2 separate regions of the Homo sapiens genome follow, and region 2 is linked to region 1. Evidence: chromatin loops called from intact Hi-C (ENCODE). Cell type or tissue: CD4-positive, alpha-beta T cell. All regions are shown on one strand. Links, peaks and the distances in the headings refer to the core of each region. The heading gives the core; the rest is flanking DNA.

The links. A loop is a pair of places that touch in the nucleus more often than their neighbours do. Peaks named below come from ENCODE experiments on the same cell type or tissue, not always from the same donor. Only the 100,000 strongest peaks of a DNase experiment are listed, where the experiment ranks them.
Region 2: a loop joins it to region 1, with 2.5 times the contacts of the local background. A loop is called at or near these places in 3 of 110 quality-filtered maps.

The regions. Positions count from the first base shown.
Region 1 is chr13:74,065,736-74,074,084 of GRCh38, reverse strand. The region is part of intron 1 of KLF12 (KLF transcription factor 12); the gene reads left to right. Among named protein-coding and RNA genes, the nearest start is that of KLF12, 64 kb to the left of the region's middle. In CD4-positive, alpha-beta T cell, for the core only: no CTCF peak of the experiment used is centred there; DNase peaks (open chromatin) are centred at 3,824 and 5,424; H3K4me3 peaks cover 694 bases; H3K27ac peaks cover 368 bases.
Region 2 is chr13:74,227,740-74,236,037 of GRCh38, reverse strand. It overlaps LINC00402 (long intergenic non-protein coding RNA 402), which reads right to left and starts at 4,594. Exons shown (of 2, transcript NR_144451.1): 1 at 4,286-4,594. It also overlaps a transcript of KLF12 not described here. RefSeq lists a cis regulatory region at 8,035-8,048 and an enhancer at 7,970-8,114. In CD4-positive, alpha-beta T cell, for the core only: no CTCF peak of the experiment used is centred there; a DNase peak (open chromatin) is centred at 4,747; H3K4me3 peaks cover 5,015 bases; H3K27ac peaks cover 2,796 bases.

The sequences.
Region 1 (8,349 bases), core at 116-8,115:
TTACTTGGTTATTTCTAGCTTTCCAGCCTCTCAGCCTATAGAAAATGTCTTCTAAATAAGAGTAAACAGGTATAGATTGCTGGGTTATGTATATTTCTGCAGTGCTTCTATTGAAAATATAAAATGGGGCAAGAAAGATTGCAAAGCTTATTAACAAGGCATTCCTTCTGTTTGAGTCTTTGCTGTTACTATTGGCATTATTAAATTTATGTATGCGACCATGCATAATGATAACTAGAGACATAGCATGCCCCGTGCTCTTAGGAAAATATTTTCAAAAGTAAATTCAGCTTTTGTTTTGTAAATGAAGTGATTGGAGTTTAGTCTTTGGGGTTCTTCCCTCACACTGCATTCCCCCCTCAATCCTTATACTTTGTATTTGGGCCATTTGACTCCTTATTCCATTTTGCAAATAGTGTATTTTGTGGACATGTGTGTTGGTGTGTGCCTGTTTAAAAAATATTTTGTTTGGTAACCCTTTGGGTATACCAATGGAGCTTCTGTGTGGCCACCACTAGAACAAAACTTCCTAATTTCAGTGTCATTAAGTCAGCAGCTGGTGCAGCTGAACTCAAAGAAACAAGCATAGTTATTGACTGTTTTCTCTAAAAACAGCCTGAACAAAGCATTTCCTTAAGCAGCATTGAGCAGGATTTAGAACTTCCTATGCCTCAAAAAAGTCTTAGAGAGATTTACGGAAGTACAAAGGTCAACATTACTGCATGTGATTCCACTGTCCTACCCTCAATCTATGGCAAATAACTGATTTTTTAAAAAATCTTGTATTTTAAAATCATGTGATCAGAATTCCTGAGCAAAAAAGAAAAAAAAATCAGTCAAATAGATGGCTGTATTAGTCCATTTTAATACTGCTATGAAGAAGTACCCAAGACTTGGTAATCTGTAAAGAAAAAGAGGTTTAGTGGACTCACAGTTCTACATGGCTCGGGCGGCCTCACGATCATGGCAGAAGGCAAAGGAGGAGCAAAGACACGTCTTAACGTGGCAGCAGGCAGGAGAGCATCTGCAGGGGAACTGCCCTTATAAAACCATTAAATCTCATGAGACACTCACAATCATGAGAACAGCGTGGGAAGAACCCACCGCCATGATTCAATTACATCCCACCGGGTCCCTCCCATGACATGTGGGGATCATGGGAACTATAGTGCAAGATGAGATTTGGGTGGGGACACAGCAAAACCATATCAATGGTCATATTAGCTACTTCTTGACAACCTTCAGCAGTGTCTGAGGAGTGTGACAACACAGATGCTGGGTTATTTAAGAAAGGAGAGTTTCAAAAATTGTAGCTTACATTGTAGTCATTGTGTGCTATTTTTTGTATGTATGTATGTATTTATACACACAGAAATGGGGTCTTGCTCTGTCACCCGGGTGGCGTGCAGTGGAGCCATCACAGCTTGCAGCTCAGGATCCTTCTGCCTCAGCCTCCCAGGTAGCTGGGACCATAGGCATGTGCCACCACACCTGGCTAACTTTTTAAATCTTTTGTAGAGGACCTTGCTATGTTGCTTTGGCTGGTCTTGAACTCCTGGCCTCAAGCAATCCTCCTGCCTTGGTCTCCCAAAGTACTGGGATTATAGGCGTGAGCCACTGTACCTGGCAGATTGTATGCTATTTTTAACGTTGTTTAGTTTCTTGTAGATAATCTTTTATATATATATATATATATATATATATATATATATATATATATTTGTATTTCTTAATTCTTAAAAAGATCTTGGAAATAGTAGACATTTAGGAGTTGATAAGAATTCATGCATTTTTCATTATCATATTTTCATATTTCTTTTTAATGAGCATGTACCATATTCCAGACACTCCATTAAGTGCTAATAGGTACAAAAGAAATGTATGATAATATATAATCACTTGAGTTGTAATAAAGGTAGAATATAATTTGAAGTGAAGCCAAATGGCATTGATCTGCCTTCATCTATTTCCAGGTAAATTTGCATTTCTAGTTAAAATTTCTTTTGTAGAGAGAACTTGGAGGTTCATAAGGAGGTTTGGATACTACCCCAGTATTCTATATAGTATGATGTAAGTTTCTGCGGTAGATTGTCCAGTTGTTCAGGTGGGGGGGTTGGGGAGGAAAATTTAGAAGATGCTATTCATTACATTACACTAACACTCTTCTGTTAATATGTGGAGAATTGTTCATTCTTTCCCATTGGTATTGATTTAAAATAAGAAATCACCATACACAGTCAGACCCATGACCAATCAGTTTTCTCCCCTGTAGCTTCATGATGGGGTTGCCTCTTTAACGTAGTTCACTCGTATCTTAATTTCTTTAAGCTACTACTTGTTTCTTTGAATCCATTTCGGTTTGCCATTCAGTCATTTCTTTTTTTTCTTTTTTGAGACGGAGTCTCGCTCTGTCGCCCAGGCTGGAGTGCAGTGGTGCGATCTTGGCTCACTGCAAGCTCCGCCTCCCGAGTTCACGCCATTCTCCTGCCTCAGCCTCCCGAGTAGCTGGGACTACAGGCGCCTGCCACCACGCCCGGCTAATTTTTTTGTATTTTTTTTTTTAGTAGAGACGGGGTTTCACTGTGTTAGCCAGGATGGTCTCGATCTCCTGACCTTGTGATCCGCCCACCTCACCCTCCCAAAGTGCTGGGATGACAGGTGGAAGCCACTGCGCCCGGCCCCAGTCATTTCTTAAAACTTGATGAAGTTTTAAAAAATTTTAGTCTTGCGGATTATAGGTTTAACACCTGCCATATGAAATAGCAATTGATTCATTTTCTTTATATTATTTGTATTTGTCTCAGGTTTTAATAAAATACTCCTGTGTGTACTGTTGCCAGGATGAGATGGACAAATGGTGTTATAAAATTCTTGGCAACTAGGATTCCATAGATTATTTAGTTTATGTTTCTAGACTGAAACTCCATATTATTTTTATATAGTACTCTCCATTCTCATGATGAATAAAGTGTAAGTAGTTGTCATCTTTAACATGCATTACTTATTAGGGTGTGGTGGTTAACATTATGAAGAGCATCACAGTTCTGTAAAGGTAATTTTTGTTTTGAGTTCTATTTGGTAATGCTTATATTTTGTTGATATTTGTGTTGTGTTAACAGTATTAGAGAGCTGTCTTCTATAAGTTGTTCATAGTGACTGTTGGACCCACTTCCTGTTTATTCACAACTGCCATCCATGTTCCCACAAACTTCAATCAATTATTTTTTTTTCCTCATGAAATATCTTTTACTTATCTATAAGGGAAATGTTACAGACCCAACCCCAGAGTCTCAGAAGGTCTGCTGCATTGCCCACCCAGGGAGCTTTAAAACTTCATTGCCCTTCTCATTCCTGCTGCCTTAACAATGCCATTCTCACTCTCATAGATTAGTATCTGCTTCACCAAGACAGTAGATCTCTGTAAGTCAAGAACTCTTATCAGCTTCTTCATGACCAATTAGTGGGCCTATCCCTGCCTAGTCCTCTTCCATCCTTCCCCTCACTCTGCGGAAGGTGAGTTGTTTTGGATGGTGGCTGTTGCTGGCAGGGTCCAGTCTCTAAAGTTGTATCTTGAAAAAACAAACAAACAAACAAAACCCCATATTCCTCTGTTTTCATCCTCTAGAAAAGACTCTTGCCCTCTTTGGCCCTTGGCTGAAGGAGAGCTTCTTAAGAGCTTGTCCCCACTTCATAGTCCATTCTATCTCCAACTCAAGGTGCCTGAGTGTACACACCTGCTGCGAAGCTCTGTCTTGGCTAGTGGTCGTTTACCTGCTAAGCACAGTGGTTTCATGAGTTATCTTCTTTGACTTCGCTTTTGCATTTGATGTGGTTGATTACTTCCTGCTTTAATTTTCTTCTCTTGGCTCTCATGTCATTCCTATGCTGCTGCTGCTTCCTGTCACTTTGTAGTCTTGTGGATGGGTCTCCTCTCCTTCTTGTCTCTAAATTTGGCATTTGAAAGAGTTTCATCTGTCTTCCTCGTTTCTCTATTTGCCCTTACATCATGTGCCCATTTATTTCTGCGGCTTCAAATTCTACCCATAGAGTAATGAGTCCTTAAATAGATCTCTTCACCTCTCTTGAGCACTAGCTGGTGAGGGCCAGCTTCATATTTGTCATCTCTTTCTTGGATATATAGCATTTCAAACTCATCATGTTCACAACTTTGTTCTTTATCTGTTGCTTTAAAATGCCTTCATTTCCTATTTTTATTAATGAATCTTTGACCACCAGATGCGACATTCCTAAACCTAGGAACCATTTTTAAGTCAGTATTATCCTTCACTCTTTTCACGTCTCATGAGTCACCAAGTCATGCTGATATACCTTTCTTAATATTCTTCTTCTATTTTTTTATTGGACTATTTTTGTAATCTCCTATTTTCTGCCTCTGTTACCTGTGTTCATTTTCTAAACTGTTGGAAAAGATACTATGCTAAAATATGTCTGATTGTGTCACTCTTTTGTTTAAAATATATGATTCCCCATAATTTATGGTCTAAAACTCAAATAACATTGTCCTCCTGGTCTTGTTTCTACCCAGCCTTTCCAACCTCTCCACTATTTGGGATGTTTAGTACCTGGACCTGTGGTGTTGCTCCATGCTTTTGCACGTATGATCTGTCAGAATGTGCCTTCGTACCTCATCTGTGTCACCATAACTCACTCTGCAGGCCTCACCACCATCAACTCTACTCTCTCCAGACTTATTTTCTTTTCCATGCTTAACAGAATCTTTTCCAGTGTCCATTCATATTCGCGGGGGATTTGTTCCAGGATCGGTGCATAGTCAAGTCCTGCCCTGTGGAACCACCTATAGGAAAAGTCAGCCCTCCATATATAGAGCTTCACTTCCCTCTAGTACTATATTTTTCATTTGTGTTTGGTTGGGGAAAAAGAGCCACATGTAAGTTGACTCAGGCAGTTCAAACCTGTGTAATTCAGGGGTCACCTTTGCTTACAATGCTTAGTATGATGAATAGCTACTGTTTGTTAGCATGTCTGTCTATCCCATTACATTTGACCACTTGGAGGGCTAAAACCTTAGTCTCTTTTGTATTCACAGCAGCTGTCACAGTCCCTGGCACATAGAAGACATGACAATAAATACACAGGAGCCTTGACAGAAGTAAGAATCAATAGTTGGTCAGTTTGTCAAAAAGTTAGTTAAAAGATAGAGGAGTATAAAGATGATGTATACATACCTTCATTATTTTATTCAAATAGGCCGGGTGCAGTGGCTCATGCCTGTAATCCCAGCACTTTGGGAGGTCAAAGTGGGCAGATCACTTGAGGCCAGGAGTTCGAGACCAGTCTAGCCAACATGGTGAAACCCAGTCTCTACTAAAAATACGAAAATTAGCTGAGTGTTATGACGCATGCCTGTGGTCCCAGCTACTGACGTGGCTGAAGCAGGAGAATCGTTTGAACCTGGGAGGTGTAGGCTGCAGTGTGCTGAGATTGCACCACTGCACCCCAGCCTGGGCAAGAGAGCAGAGCTCAGTCTCAAAAAAAAAAAAAAAAGAAAAAAATTTTATTTGAACATAACACGTAAAAAATACATCTTCTATCAATCTTTGGATGTAGGATCCACACTTTCTTCCAGCATGAATCCCTAGATGGAGTTTAGTGTTAATGCTTCTTACCAGGATTACAGCCATGATGGATTGTCCATTATTTCTGATATTTCTTTAAAGAGAAGTAAACACTTTTGAAGATATTTCTTATTTTTTCCATTGTAGTACAATTAGGATAGCTTCCTTATTCAGTATTAAAAATTGTTTTAAAAAATTGTTATAGTAGCTGAATCTTTAAAATTTTTCAAAACATACAACTTATTTTTCGTAGAAATAGACACTGTGCTGCATTTCATCCTCTTATTTCACTTCCTTAAGTAATGTATCATTTAATTAAATCACATTTTAAAAATAAGGCATTACTGCATAAACAAGTTTAGGATAAAAACCTCTTATTAAAAATGTGCCTTGGCTGATGGGAGCTGAGGTACTCGGTCTGCTCAGAGAGGAGCCAGCTGTCTGGTCACATTCCAGGTGCATCAGTCAGTATGATTTACAAGGGGAATGGAGCTCATTGGTTAATCTGGACAGTTGGTTAAGCGGAAGTTGGTTAAAAGGATTCTACCATATTTATCAGATTGCTGCTAAAAGGATGTTTTATCTCTGTTACATGGCATTTTGGTAACTAGAAGAGCTTAATACAAACTTGCCTACTTTCCTGTATACCCCTTCCCTGACATCATTTATAAAAATGTTAAATAAGACCATTTTGAGCACCTGTCTCCTGGAAGTGTGCATGCTTATATATCTGTTTCTCTGTCATTTATCCACTGCTTTCACCATGGCAAAATGTAATTTTTAAAACTAAAACTATTCTTTGGTTGGTTACTGTCTGTTGATTGCTACCAAGTAGAGTGAGTGCTCAATCATATCACATCATTAATTCCTGTGGTTTTTTTCTTCAATATGTAGTTTCTTCAATACTTGAAAGGCCTTTATTTTGAACATTTTGTGGATAGGTACCTGATTAGCAACTGCATCCTTCTATATAGTGATTAGTTGTAATTCAGGTTTTACATCTGTGCCAACAATTTACACATTTCCTCTTGAGTTTTTAACACTGTGATAATGCCAAACAGGTCTTTGCTTTTGTTATATCTAATGTAATAATTAGGTTTAGACTCTTCCTTAAGTTGGTAATTGTTTGATTTAGTTCCTGCAATCTGTTTCCAAAGATAACTTAGTATTTACAATATTTTTAATACTTCATAGAGACCAAGGACAAAGGTATTCAATTTCATATACAGACTCTTTTTCATCTGATGTACATGCTTTGCAGAAAATCTCACTTCATTTTCAAGGGTTGTATCTTGTTAAGCAACATTTTTTATTTTCTTTGGAATACTTTGCAAGGTTGTTCAAATTCTTTCTTGGCAGGCCTGATTATTAGTTTGTACTTGACCTGCTAAACTTTGAGGGTTTTCTTGTAATCCTTGGTAGGAGGGCTTTAATTTTCCAATTTTTGAAAAGCAGTTAGCTATGTGTGTCCCTGTCCACACTGTCCCCAAGCCCCTGCCCAGGGCCTGATCTTTTTGATCCTTAGCAGATGTTTATCTTGGGCTATGGGTAAGTTCTTTAAAATGGTCTTCAAAGTACCTATTGTTTATTTGCTTAAAGCTGTATATTTCCTTTTTAGGAATAATGCCCCATTTTTAAGAGTTGACTACTAGTGAGCTTTATAGCTCCCTTCGAAGGCCAGAGTGATGGTGCTGCCCAGTTTGGGAGGACTATCAAAGACAGCTATCTTTGATATTTAAATGTTAAGCAAAATCCAGGAAGAGATATATATTCACATATAACATCACCATGATTATTCTTGGTGTTTTATTTTTATATTTTAATTAAAACTATAATTTATCTAAAGGGCTCATAAAAGCAGTTCCTCATTGTTTGGATCATGGCTTGCTGCAGCATCAACCTTCTAGGCAGGCCCAAGTCGTTCTCCCACCTTAGCCTCCTGAGTAACTGGGACTACAGGTGCGTGTTGGCTAATTTTTTTGATTTCTGGTAGAAACAAGGTCTCGCTATGTTGCCCAGGCTAGTCTTGAACTCCTGAGCTCAAGCGATCCTCCCACCTCAGCCTCCCAAAGTGTTGGGATTATAGGCCTGAGTCACCAGGCCCAGCCTACAGAGGCTCTTTCAATATAATGTATTTACGAGTTGGTAATGGATATATTTAATAATGAAGAAAAACTATGGATAAAGAAAAGTGTGCTGGACTTTTAGAGCAAGTAGCTTAAGAAAACAAGTGTTCATAATATTCACCATCTGCTTCAGTCGACTTTTTGAGAATAACATCGTACAGTCTGAAACCCACAGATGTTGGGTTCCATATTTCCTCTTCATAGTCTTGTCTTCTCAGTGTTGCCTGCAGGTCCACGGGCCTTACTGACCTGTGGATGTGGATGGAGCATATAATCCACAACAATCCACATTTTCTGTTTATGCACCTCCCTGCTCCTGCAGGACCTCTAGCCTCCATAAAGTCTCCCTAATCTTTTTATGTCCGCGTCCCCAGGAATGTCTTCTATGTACATGTGAATTACTGTATCAGCTAGTTACCCTGAAGAGTCTTCTCCATCTCTGTCTACTGCTTGCTCCCCTTCTTCATAAAACCTCTGTGAGGGGCTCATGATTGAGATTCTAACTCCAGTTAGAATCCTCATGTCACATGTCTAGAGAGATCGTTCAGAGCCCTCTACGTTGCCAGCCCTTGAGGAGAGGGGAGGATGTTCCTCAGGTCACACTTTGTAGTTGCGGTCCCAAGCCA
Region 2 (8,298 bases), core at 299-8,298, 160 kb before region 1:
AGCGCACCAGCATGGCACATGTATACATATGTAACTAACCTGCACATTGTGCACATGTACCCTAAAACTTAAAGTATAATAAAAAAAAATAAAAATAAAAAAAATAAACTAAAAAAATAAAAAAATTAAAAAATAAAAATTCGGTACCTGAGAATGAAAGTAAATGTGTGTATATCCAAATTCCACTGCTGATCCTCCATTAAGATGCTGTCATATATGTTATTATGAATTTTAATTTAAAACAAAATGCCAGGGTAATAATATTTAAGGAAATGAAAATAAGTTTGCATGGCTTTTTAAATCTACTTTCTGGATATGTCTTACATACTTCAAAGGAGAGAAATACTCCTCATGAAAGTATAGCTTTTGATAATTATAAAAAGCAAGTGTAAATAGAAATAAATTGCTATTAACATATAAAGATCTTATCTCATTTTTCTGTAGTATTTTATTTTTATAGTTAGAGTGAGGGGGAGGCCATCCACAACAGCAGATGTACATATTTTAGTCAAAGATATTTTGTAACTATCTTCTTCTTTGATTTCTCCCCTGTCTATTATAATGAGGAAATTGAGATATTCAATCACTTCATGGCATAAAGCTGTGTGATAAAAAGTAAACTTTTAAAATAAACATAGGGAAGTGCAGAAAATAAATTATAGCACTGATTGAATACTTGCTATACAGAATAACTTAGATAAACTCTTGACACATGTTATCTCATTTAACATAAACCATGTTTTCTGGTTTCCTTACTGGCACCTACTACAAATAGCACCTGCATGTACTTGTTAACGTGAATTTAATGCCTTGGTAATTTATATCAAGTATCCAAACAAGGGCAGTCAAAGCCCAATTTTTGCTTACATCAACGAGGTTACAAACATCATCTATGACCCTCAAACCTCTGGATACATCTGCCTTCACGAGTTGACAAACACTCCCAGAAACTGTCTCATCAAAAACCAGAAAGCAAGTGACCACTGAGTCCATTTTGGTTTCTTGCATCCAGACTGTGTTATGTCACATTTTAAGATAAAAATATATACACATAGAGGATAGATAGTTAGATAGATAGATAGGTAGATAGAGAGTGAGTACTCAGAAGAGGACTTCAGAACTATCTCTAAGATTCTATCATTACATACAGTAAATGTATACCTTTTTATAAATTTTAAATAAAAGAAAAAGACCTTTCCATAAATTCCAAAATATGAGGTATCGATACATATAATGGTCTTCAGCAGGCAAAAGAGATTTGGAAAGAGATCTCCGAAGCTTTTTTTTTTTCCGAATAAGAGGTAAGAGTGGCAAAACCTACAAAATGTAGGTAAGTGAATCTACTGAATGGTCTCCAAATGTATGTATAGCCAAACGAATGAATAACTTGTCCTTCCTTGCATAATGACTTTTCCTTTGCTCCAATACCTTTCTTATTTCTGACTTCATTCTGTTGGTTTTAAAAATATGGACAGCTTTTAAGTGTAGCTTTATACATTAAAGATTGGATATTATCAGTTATTGGACAGGTACAGTGTGTCATACAGTGTTTCATGTGATTTGCAAACATAATCTCATGTAAGTAAGGTAGTCCTTCTTATCCAAGCTTTACAGATGATGAAAATATGGTTCAGAAAAAAATTAAGCCACTTGCTTAGATTCACACAGTTTTTGCAAGTTAGAGTTCAGATTTGAATCCAGGTCTTTCTGATTCTAAAATTTGAATTCTACCCACTGTGTTATGCTGCTTCACAGAGAATCATCTGAACATGCTGTACTGTGTCTTGGGATGCATTTTTATCTATAGGTAATATTTAATGTAGCAGCATTTTTCTATATGTATTCCATGGATGGCACTTATTTTTAATAGACTTTATTTTTTAAGCTGTTTTATGTTTACCAAAAAATTGAACAGGAAGTACTGAGAGTTCCCATCTATCCCCTCCCTACCTGTTATCCTCCTATTATCAACATCTTGCAATACTGTGGTATATTGGTTACAATTAATGAGCCAATACTGATACTTTCATCAGTGTTGTGGTTTTCTTCATATAGAACTTGTAGATATTTTGGTAGATTTATATCAAAGTATGTCATTTTGTTGTTGTTGCTAATGTAAATGGCATTGTGTTTTTTATTTCAAATTCCAATTGTTCATTTCTGGTATATAGAAAGCAAATGATTTTTGTATATTAAGCTTGTATCCCGCAATATTACCATGTTATTTATTGGAATGCCACTTTTTAATATTATTAAACATTCTTATCATATGATGATCTGAAGATGTCCATAAGGTGACAAGTTGCCTTATTATAAAAGACCCTCTGCTCTTTAATTCTAAAAAGTATATTCTAGATTTGAGATTAAAATTATTTCATTCATCTGTCTTCATATAGAATATTTAGTCATCTCGGGGATTTCTACAAACAATTCATGAGTTACTTTTAATTGAATATTATCATGCTTCTCCAAACTACAATGTGTAATTAGAAACAAAGAAATTGTATTTAAGTGTTACAGATTATGAATCTGCATGGGTGAATATGCTTCTGGAAGAACTGGTAACAAAATGACTTTTTTCCATTGCTCGTGAAATACTTGTCCCGAGGCACTCTCGTGTTTTTCTGGCCACGTATATGTGACATAAGCTCCTGTTGGGAGTTTCCCACCACAGGTATGCATTTCAGGGCACATAGTGGATGGAGCAGGTCAGGGCTGCTGGACCATGGAATCAGTATGATCAGAAGGGCCCTGAAGAAGTCGCAAAAAAGTAAAAAGTTCTGGTGTCATCCCATGTAGGCCGACAACAACAAAAAAGTTATAGGTATACAGTGTATCTTTATAAAATAAGATCAGGCCAGGCGCGGTGGCTCACGCTTGTAATCCCAACACTTTGGGAGGCCAAGGTAGGCAGATCACAAGTTCAGGAGATCAAGACCATCCTGGCTAACATGGTGAAATCCTGTCTCTACAAAATACAAAAAATTAGCCAGGCATGGTGGAACGCGCCTGTAGTCCCAGCTACTCGGGAGGCTGAGGCAAGAGAATCACTTGAACCCAGGAGGCGGAGGTTGCAGTGAGCTGAGATCACGCCACTGCACTCCAGCCTGGGCGACAGAGCAAGACTCTGTCTCAGAAAATAATAATAATAATAAATAAATAAGATCAACAAAATTTGATAGGTATAAAGATCACTGTATACCTATCACTTTTTTGTTGTTGTCAACCTACATGGGATGGCCCAACACTTTTTTGTTGTTGTTGACCTACGTGGGACCACATAATTATCAAGATAGAAATAGAAAAGCTATTCAAAATGTACTTCAATGTCATATACAGTGTATATTTATCACTTTCTTAAAAGCTTGGGACAGTGTATAAAATTACTTTTGTTGATATAGTTTCAATTTTCAGAGTGTAAAAACTGTCAAACCTAGATAAGACACTCTACTTTGAATGTAAAGTAAATTTCTAAAAAGTACTTATCCTTTTTTAGGTTTAGATAATTATTTAGAGGTGTGAGAGCATGGAAAAAGATATGACAAGAACAAGACAGTTTCTTATAGTAATCTGGTTCAAGAAATAATACAAACATATATGAATGAATAAATTATCAAGGTCAAATTAATGTAGCAGAAACTGAGACTGCCAAATGGACATACAAGAGAGTCAGCCGCAAAGGATCATGAAAGTTTACATGACCACAGTTATCAATTTGGAAATAGAAAATCTATTTAAAATGTACTTAAATATCATATTAATCTTCTATACACTTCAGAGAGGTGGAGTTTCATTGTTGCTGTTGTTACTAGTGTTTTTGTTGAATAACCCATTCTTTAGGAAGCACATAATGAAATTAACTCTGACTCCCTCCTTCTTCCCACACTGTCCCACAACCTCTTCCTCTGCCAGCAAGACTTGGAAGGAAGATGATTGTTTACAAGGGAAGGTAGATTAGTTTATGTTACTCCCAGATCTTGTTACACCATGAAATCATATAGTAAACATAGCTTCTAGAATTTTAACTTCCATATGTTATATTATCAATTCAGACCCCCCAAAACTAAATTTCTTTGAATATCTAATTTTAATAGGTTAGATGCTCTCTGCCAATTTTTCTCCTTAATATACAAACCTAACATGATAATAAAAACCAATAACAAAATCAGAGGCTTCCTAGACAGTAGCCCATCTTCATTTCCAGGTTAAAGATTTTGGTTGAGACTATTTGCAAGCATATAATAATAATTCCTGTGCAAGAGAGTCTCTATTGAATGATACGTACTCTGAAGATGGTATGAAGGAAAGAGGCTCTTAGGAAGATCCAAGCTGGCTGCCAAGCTTCCATATCCACTTCAAGGTTTCCTGTAATATTAAATGCTTGGCCTTCACAGAAGATATTTCCAAAGACAACATATACATTATGTTGTATATGTTGGGATAGTCAGGGCTGGAGGCTCCCAAACTTGTATATGAAACATGACATAACAGAAAGAGCAGGCTATTTGGAGGGAGAAGGTTGGGTTCAAGCCCAAGCCCTCAATCTCATTGACACTGCAAACAGGGACATCACTTAACTTCTACGGGTCCAGTTCACAAGTCTGCCTTACCTCTCTAGATAATAGTTTTGTTTTATCAAATCAAATGATGTGAAAGTAAGAACAAAAGAAGACATTGGTAAGATATTCAAGAGGTTAAAAGAGGATGTGGTAAGTGATTACCATATTTCTCCCTCCTCTTTCTTCTCTTAGTTTTAACTGCTTAGCAAAATATTTACTGAGTGCCTGCTAAGTTTCAGCGATAAGCCCTGGAGATACAGAGGGAAAAAAAAAAATGACATGGTCCCTGACCTGAAGTAGCCAAGGAGTGACATTTACCTGACTTTACTTTTATAAGGATCACTGTGGTTACTACATTGAGCATACATGACAGGCAGATGACGATGCAAGCAGAGATACTTGGTTTATACACTACTGTATCATTTCAGGCAAAAAAAAAAAAAAGGTAGCAGCTTGTACAAGGGTGGTAGTAGCGAAAGTACTGAGGATTCAACTAAGATGAGGACCAATGACTAAGCTTTGGATTTAACACAGCAAAAAGATATTCAGTGTTCTTGAAGCACAGACAACGTTTAATGAAAACTAGGAGATCAACAGAGGGTTACTCATAACAGAATGAAAATTCCATGAGGCACATTGGAAAGAATTGGAAGGGAGGTCAACAGGAGATGGAAGCATAGGAGAGAAACAAGCACCAGGTTTAGAGAAGCTTGCTTCTGGGGCAATAGATAAACACTTGATAGTCGTGCATGCACAGAATTCTGTGCAGTTGGCCCAACAAGGGTGTGGTGCCTCGGGGTAGAATTCATCCCGAGTACGTGAGGAGACAATCCTCTGCCTCCATAGTTGCTCACTTTCATGCAAAACCAGCTGTTACCCATTTGGTTGGGGAACTGAGGTAAACATAGTGGAACTGAAGAGGATTGGAGTGGAGTAGCAGAGTCCTAGCCCTTGAATAGAATTTTTGCCAGGTAATTGATGAGAGTGTGGATGAGCACAATTATACCTATTATTTATTGGGTACATACTCTGTGTCTGCCATGCTTAATCTTCACCACAGAAAACTTAAAGATACGTGTATTAGTCCATTCTCACGCTGCTATAAAGAACTGCCCAAGACTGGGTAGTTTGTAAAGGAAAGAGGTTTAACTGACTCACAGTTCTGCAGGGCTGGGGAGGCCTCAGGAAACTTACAATCATGTCCTTCTTCACGTGGCAGCAGGAAGGAGAAGAATGAAAGTCAAGTGAAGGGGGAAGCTCCTTATAAAACCATATGATCTCGTGAGAACTTACTATCACAAGAATAGCATCAGGGGAACTGCCCCCATGATTCAATTACCTCCGACCAGGTCCCTCCCAACACACATGGGGATTATGGGAACTACAATTTAAGATGAGATTTGGGTGGGGACACAGCCAAATCATATCATGTGTTATCATCTCATTCTAAAAATGAGAAAAGTACAGCTCAGAGAAACTAAGTAATGTACCTCATCTACCCATCTTCACACAGTTAAGTGACAGCATTAGGATTTGAATCTCTCCCTCTTTCCATTTTGCTTTGAAGAGCCAAGGAAACATGTCACATTTTAGAAGATAAGGAGTTAGGATTAGGTGGAAACACAACATTGGTAACACTGGGGAGACGGGACTGAAATAGTCTGTATAAGAAGCAGAACTGACTTAGGGTCAGCTGAGGTTTTTGGCCTTCCAAACCAATCCTTGTAGCTTATTCCGGTGCAGGCCTTGGTTGTTAGTGGCTCCTGGGCTGCCCCACAGTACCTATGAAAAAATGGAAAGGAACAGTTACCTTCTAATTTTTCCAACCTAAAAGAAGTAGTTAGTATTTTAGATAACTTTCCAAGTGTTGGTATAAGTGAATAGTTTTCTTTAATTAAGACTATCTCATAAACTCTTACCTTTTCCAAATTCTCACCCTTTCAAGTCTGACAGGAATAAAAACTGTTGTTACCATGCATCACCGTCACCAGAGCTTCCTTACTTTTTACAAGCAGCTGAGCACACCATGGGGCTGAGGAAAGTACAGAATTGTTGCCAAGTGCAGGTAGAACTCGTGAACCTGGCATGTTCAAAACCACGAATAATAAATACAGGAGTCAAAGGACTTGTTTTTGGCCAGGATTTAACTCTTTAGGAATGTATTCTTCAAAATATTTAGGGACACATTGCTTATTATGTATTTTTATCTTGGTTCAAAGCTTTCATTCCTAACGACTATCCCCCTTATAATTTCACACAAAAGTGACATATACATAACTTTGATGATTTGCTCCAAGAATCAAAAAGCCAGAGAAATGGCAACATAATTATATTTGCTCAATATCCAGTACTATCCCAACTCACAACTCTAAAAGGGCATGTTTCCTTGTTTGTCTTACTGTTTAAGGTAGTCAGCACCATTACAAGTTTCAGCATATAAATTAATAGAACACAAAGATCCACTGTATTTAACTTTGATTGGCTTCATGTACTGAGGGTTCTTAGTATTTGGTGATGTAGATTCCAATGGTATTAACATTATTCCCTAAGCTTGGAGCAGCAGTGTTTGATTTCCTTCATTTTTCTGGTGTGTTTTTTTTTTCAATTTAATGAAGACCATGCAAATTGATAAAACACTAGCATTTAATCTTTACTTTTTTTTTAAAGAAAAATACATTAGGGGACATAAATAAACTGTGACACAAATAAACTTCTTTTTATCCAGTGTCCTGACTTGGGGGTCCAGTTTCAATTTCAAGTATTCTGTCCCATCGTTTCCATTTAAGTCACATCAGATTGTCATAATATACATCCAAGTTTTGAATTCAGACAATATAGATATCACAGTATGGGTAAAAAGAGCCACTGATTTGGAATCAGACAAGTTAAATTCTCATTTAAGCTCTGCTACTGATTTCTGTGGGACCTTGAAAAGGGGACTTAACATTTCTAAGCTTAATATTTCCTTACTCACAAAGTGATGCAACTGGTCTAGGCGACCTCAAAATTCCATTCTATTCTAAAATCTTATGAATATGTAATATTTTATAGGAAAATAGTGTATAAATATTATTTCAATGATTAAAGATATAGAACCTATTATTTTAAAACCTAACATGTCCAGCTCTCATTGGTTTGCTTTTTCAAAATATATTATTTTCATTCCACTTTAATTCATGACTTTTTTACAAGTTAAGTCTTGAATTGTTTCTACTATATAATATAGTTTCAGATTTTTTAACATACGGTGCAGAAAGTTTGCTCTACAGCAAAATGTAGAAGAGGAAGATAATATTCCTCAGACATAGATAGTTCTGAAGCTCATCCAAGTAGACAGGTAAAATAAACTTTGGGAGAAGAAAACCGACATTTAAAATTGGTAAAGATACAAGTATTTTCGCAGAAATAACATCTTATATTTCCACAGCAATCTGTCTCCTTTTCTTTCTCCCAAACACAAGAAAAAGGCATTTCAAGTTACTGATTAACTTAAACATACTGATCTTTGGCTCGTCTAAGGTCCACGAAAGTTGACTAAACATTCTTCTACCAAAGAGAAAAACTAGAAAATTGAAAACATTTCTTAAAAAATTATATTATCTGTTATCCTGATATATCAACCCAAAACCTCATTTGGTTGGACTATGTTTTTATTTGTTCTTTTTGCCAGAGAAATCGGGAACTTCTAAAGGAATTATTTTCTTAAATATAAAACTAGGTTTTTGTTATCACAATAAAC